2 separate regions of the Homo sapiens genome follow, and region 2 is linked to region 1. Evidence: chromatin contacts called from ENCODE Hi-C or POLR2A ChIA-PET data. All regions are on one chromosome and are shown on one strand. Each heading gives the region's core, a stretch centred on a gene start or an enhancer-like site at or near the end of the contact. The rest is flanking DNA. Distances are from core to core; before and after follow the strand shown.

Evidence for each region. Hi-C counts contacts between places; a loop is a spot of excess contacts on that map. ChIA-PET counts read pairs that join two places held with the same protein, here RNA polymerase II (POLR2A). Pooled maps may share reads with other maps.
Region 2: a loop to region 1 is called in a pooled map, with 3 times the contacts of the local background. The contact joins two enhancer-like sites. A Hi-C loop is called at or near these places in 1 of 50 pooled maps. POLR2A ChIA-PET finds 5 or more read pairs at or near these places in 3 of 52 experiments (BJ, MCF 10A and activated T-cell).

Annotation. Positions count from the first base shown.
Region 1 is chr3:30,230,920-30,233,725 of GRCh38, forward strand. No RefSeq gene overlaps it. Among named protein-coding and RNA genes, the nearest start is that of LINC01985, 290 kb to the right of the region's middle. Within about 2 kb of position 1,433, at least 4 of the 41 ENCODE cell types and tissues checked have a DNase peak (open chromatin) inside an H3K27ac peak, as active enhancers do.
Region 2 is chr3:30,454,366-30,457,327 of GRCh38, forward strand. The region is part of intron 4 of LOC101927995 (a long non-coding RNA gene); the gene reads left to right. The region is part of intron 1 of LOC105377013 (a long non-coding RNA gene); the gene reads right to left. Among named protein-coding and RNA genes, the nearest start is that of LINC01985, 63 kb to the right of the region's middle. Within about 2 kb of position 1,691, at least 4 of the 41 ENCODE cell types and tissues checked have a DNase peak (open chromatin) inside an H3K27ac peak, as active enhancers do.

The DNA of each region.
Region 1 (2,806 bases), core at 183-2,682:
TAAAACCAACCTGGATGTTCTAATGGCTCAAAGTGTAGCTGAATATCCTATCAATGAAATAAACTGTGCAGCACTGTGATAAGAGTCACAGTGATACCATGAACAAGATCTAGACATGAGTGAAAAACAATCTTCCTTTGCAAAGTGAACAAAAGGTTTTCACCAAAAACTCCTTAACTCAGAGATTCAGATTTTTTCTTTTACTTTTTTTAGGTAGATAAGGAGATGGCACATTCCAGGCAAAGGGAAGAGCTGGGCACATGGATAAATGATAATATGGGGTTTTGGGGACCTATGAGCAGTTTGGGTTGACTGGATTTGGAGAAGAGAAGAAACAATGTGAAAGGCCAGAGTACAAATGGAAGGAGATGCTCCAGTAATGAAGAATCTTTAACTGCAGTCTGTGGAAGACCATGGAAAATTATAGCAGGGTGCTGGAAAAATCAGAAAATATAACATAGAGGGCCTGGGGCCCAGGTGGAGGGTGGCAGACTATGACACTTGGACCGAGGCTGTGGTAACAGGGATTTGAGTTACTAAGGATCTGGTAACTGGGTCAGAGGAGCAGGTGTTGTGGGTAACTCAACAGAACTGTTTTAATTCTTGAAAACAGTCACTCTTGCCCAGGCCATCCTTAAATTTCTGGTTTAATTCCCTCTGGTTTTTGGTTCTGAAGTATCTTACATTTTGTGGTTGGGAGAAATTTATTTGACTTAGGAGACTGAGCTATTGAGCAAGTTGAGCAAAACTTACATGAGCCACCAGAGAAATGAAATGTCCAGAACTGGCCAAAAGAGAAGCCCTGGGGCCCTGTCTTTAAAGGATTACTGCATGAATTAGTGACCAGCAGATGCTGAAAGTGAAAGTGGCATGATTGTAAATGCAGCATGAGAGTTTGGCTTGGATAGACCAGATGTTTACCAATTTGCTTTGGGAAACAAAAGCCCTAGAGAAGGGTTTGGAAAAAGCCATCAGGGACTACTAAACTGTGACAATGGTCAATTGCCTTGATAACCATCTTTCCTCTCCACAGATGTTTCCAATGATAGGAAATGCGGGAAAATAAAGGCCATTCAACTAATCAAGCCCATACTTAGCTAAGCTGGGAATAATGCACAGAGCTTTTTAAAAGCCTCTATTGTGATTCTTTGTTTCCGAAGGGGGCAGGGATTCTGGTTATTAGGTTTGATTTTAAAACCCCTCCACTGAATACCACCAGCCTTGTATTCTTGTTGAAATCTTGCACCAGGAAAACCCATCAGACCAACTTGATTAAAAGAGGGTGCTATCAACACTCATGTTAATTATTTGGACTAGTGGTGCATCATTTTGCTTTCAAGCTTCTTAGAGATATTTGCTGTTCTGTTCATGACACAATGCTTGTAATCTGGCCAGCCAGCCAGAAAACACCATTTCAAAAATTTGTGACGTAAACTTGTGGTTTAGTCCGTTTGCACACTGCTGTAAGGACATAACCGAGCCTGAGTAATTTATAATGGAAAGAGGTTTAATTAACTTACCATTCTGCAAGGCTGCGGAGGCCTCAGGAAACACAATCAAGGTGGAAGGGGAAGCAAATATGTCCTTCATCACATCGTGGCAGGAGAGAGAAGAAAGTGCAAGAGGGGAAAAGCCCCATATAAAACCATCAGACCTTCTGAGAACTCACTCATCATCACAAGCACAGCATAAGGGTAAACGCCTGCTGATTAAATTACCCACCACTCGGTCCCTCCCATGACACATGGGGATTATGGGAACTACAATTCAAGATGAGATTTGGATGGGGACACAGCTAAACCATATCAACTTGTGTCAGCTTTTACAAATACTATGTGTAACTCAGTACTAGGTGGGAGAAAGGAAAAAACAAAAAGAAACATTCTGAAAGATGAGGCCATAAATTGTAAGACTTACACTCTTACCACTACTGCTTAGTATCATCCATGGACCAGCAGATCAGTTTCACCTGGGAGCTTAGCAATGCTAATTAGTGTCTGTCACCCCAGGCCTGCTGACTCAAACTAGGCATTTTAACAAGATATTCCAGGTGATTCCTGTGCAAGTCCATTTGAGGGGCACATGGAGGGCTTTTGGGGCAAAAACTCAAGTGGTCTTTTTCTTTTAGACTTTTTTTTAATCATATGTTTTTGGTTTTTGTCTCCTTCTAAACTCGAAGCTCTTAGTATCATCATCATCATTATTATATTTTACATATGATAAAGGCAACCAGTTATACTTAGATGCAGGTAACAAAATGGTAAGTAAGAAAAGGAAATGTGAGATATAGTTGTATATGTGCTTTTTTATTCAGGCATTGAATGACAATCTCTAGAAGCAAGGCTAATGCTCCTATAATTCTGAAGTAATGATAGGTGTCAACTATATTTGGAAATGCCTGCAACAACTATAATGTTATATAAAAATATCTATGACAAAGTCATATTCTGTCAATACTACTGTGCCTTGTTGCTGCATTCATAATTAAAAGGTGTACTAAGTATGAGTTTGAGATTAGTAAAAATTAGATGTCATTTTCTTTCCAACCAAGTTAAACACTGCTGAATTCAGTCCAAGGGCCCCAGGTTAAGAACGTTTGTTCTAAGAGGCTAATGTAGGAAATTATGGGATGTGTTTTAACTTGGTCTTGCTGGAAGGTGGGTGAGGGCTCCATGAGCTGGCTCCATACAATCCTTCCTCAAGTACATGATGAAGGAAGGTGCAAGGAGGCTGATGTTCTTCCACCCCAGTAGGCTATTAAGTGCCCAAGCCCCACTCCCAACCCCTTTGGGGGTTTCTTTGTTCT
Region 2 (2,962 bases), core at 441-2,940, 220 kb after region 1:
ATAAGACACTTAAATTCAACTCAAACTGGTTTAGTAAGAAAAGAATTTATTGGCTTTTATAACTAAAAAGTTCAAGTAGTGTGTATTAAAGGCATTGCTAGAGCCAGGCAATATTGTCACCAACTTTCCTCTATCAATCTCTCAGCTGTCCTTTTCACCTATGCTAGCTTTATTCTAAGATATGCTTCCATCTCCTGATTGCACGATGGCCACCATCTTGCCCTTAAGTGTACATCAGTGGATAGCAGACAGCTTCTTTTTCCTAGTATTAAAATAAAAATCTCAGATGTGCCAGTTACCAATGTTTTGCCTCTCAGCCCCAAATCCACCCTTTATTGCACTTCTTGTGATACTGAAACATGTTCCTTTTGCCAACAGGAATGATGCTAAGCTTGGTCAGTAGAAGGTGCTGAAGGGACCCTGGAGAGGGAAGAGGCTGCTCTTCCTGGTTGCAGCATGCTTGGCTTTGCTTACTCCCATGGTGCTGGGCTGGCCTGCAAGATACCTAGTGAAACTCCTTCCCTCGGGTGGCTTCCCAGCAGTGAGGAATCTTTGGGAAGAATTTCCCATCTTCCAAGTTTTTTCCTTCATTGGATACTCTCCCTCAGCCCCATGGCATTCTTTAGATTACCCTTTTATCTATTCCTAGTTAATTCCTGGTAAGTCATCAATAATTTTTTTTTTTTTTGAGACAGAGTCTTGCTCTGTTGCCCAGGCTGGAGTACAGTGGCACAATCTCAGCTCACTGCAACCTCTGCCTCCCGGGTTCAAGTGATTCTCCTGCCTCAGTCTCCTGAGTAGCTGGGATTACAGGCACAAGCCACCACACCAGGCTAATTTTTCTATTTTTGGTAGAGACAGGGTTTCACCATGTTGGTCAGGCTGATCTTGAACTCCTGACCTCGTGATCCGCCCATCTCAGCCTCCCCAAGTGCTGAGTCATCAATAATTTTTGTAACAAATCTTCTTGTTCAAATTATCACGTTTTAATTTCCTGATTGGACCCTGGCTCTGAATGACATCTTAGATGTGGTGCTTATTCATTTGGATTCAACAGGCTTGACCACATGTCCTCTACTAAACTAATATTTGTAACCAGTTAAACACAGTAAGCTTATTGGCTCAGCATGGGCCTTGTGTCCACCCCTGGAACCGTGGGGTACAGTTAGAAACATTTAGACTATACAGGCTGAGAATAGGACTGGGGTAGTCTACCAAAATTAAATTATGAGAAATTGATTTTGGGGAGGCACGACCAGCATAAATCATCTAAATGAGCAAATGCTTAAGCAAAGAGAGAGAGAGAGGGAGACTTAATAGGAGCCCTGAAGTCAAGAGCAATCATTTCAAAATATAGGAACACAGTTGACTGGAATAATATAGGCTTCATAGGGAAGAATCTAGATCAGATAAGGGCCTTTCTTCAGCCCCGAGAATTGTGGTTCCCAACAATTTCTTAGTGAAGAGAAATTTAAAACTGGGTCAAAACCATATGTAATCTTGCATTTAAAAAAATAAAAAGAATGTATTGGCTTACCTAACTAAAAAGTTCAGAATTAGGGCAGAATTTAAGCAATACTTGAGCTCTCAGCTTAACACTCACATCAAAGATAAATTTCTTGTTTTTTTTTTTTTTTGCTCTGATTTTTACAACGTTGGCTTTATTCTGAGCTTGGCTTCCCTCCTATTTCCCAAATGCTGCCAGCAGCTCTTGGGTCATCACGCTGCCTTGTCCAGAAAGAAACTAAGAACATCTCTGACGTAAATTTTCCTGCAAAAGTCCTGACACTTTTCTTTTTTTCTTTTCTTTTTTTTTTTGACTACTTTAGTTCACATGTCCACCCTTGAACTGTGAACTGGGTTCAGGGGCTAGAAAAACATGTTGGCTTAGCCTATATTACATCTTCCATTCCTAAAGCTAAGAGTACCACAATCTGGGATTATGGGAAAGTAGAGACTGCATACTAGGAAGCCCGCCAACAGATGTACCCTATAGGAAATAATGAACTACTTTTTCATTACAACCTTATACCTTCTCAATTTGTAAGAAACACCCATTACACTTTACCGCATTTGTTTTTACAATCATATGTCATTTACAAGACTCTAGGTGGGTTCCTTTGATGGCAGGAAATACCCTTTGTCACTCCTCTTTCCCCCAGAATAAACTGTAGAAGCTTAATAAATGTTTGAATACATAAATGATCTTAAACATTATTTAAAGAGGCTTGAACTTTATTCTGCAGATAATAAGGCACTCTCTAAGGGTTTTGATAGAACAGAATTATAATCTAAGATGTTTTAAAACCAGCAATGTTGAAACAAATGGAAAAAAGGAAACTAGTACAGAGGCTATCATGGTTGTCCAAGCAAATGATTCCAAAAAAATCTAATCAATGGCAAAGGCAGTGGGACTGAAGAAGAACGCAATTTCTGAAAATTTTCAGAAGTGGAATAGGATAGGCTTTGATGATTAGTGAAACATGGGGCCTGATGAAGGAATGAGCTAAAGAAAACTCAGTGTTCTCATTTGAATGATCAGGTGAATGGACCAAGAAAAGAAAAAAAAAAAAAAAAGCAAGTAACAAGTTTGCAAGAGAAATTAAAAAGCTCATTATATATAATCTATAGAACTCAATACCTGTTCATAAATACTTGAAGAGGAAGAGCTATTTATTTGTAAATATTTTGCTAGCTTCCCACAAATCAGAGAGGTAATTATTTTTTAATGAATGTTAGCTCTGAGTATATCATGCCAAGAATTGATTACCCTAATGCAACTAGTTTATGTCATGACTTCTCCCATTTATATTTGGCTTAGCATGTTTTTATTTTGATATCTAGGTGGCCTACAGAATTTCTTGAGACAGCTGCCTCTAACAGTAAGAGAATACACAGTGATGGATAATAGCCAAATCCACTAAAGCAGCCTGTGAGCAATGCTAAAGACTGGGGATAGGAA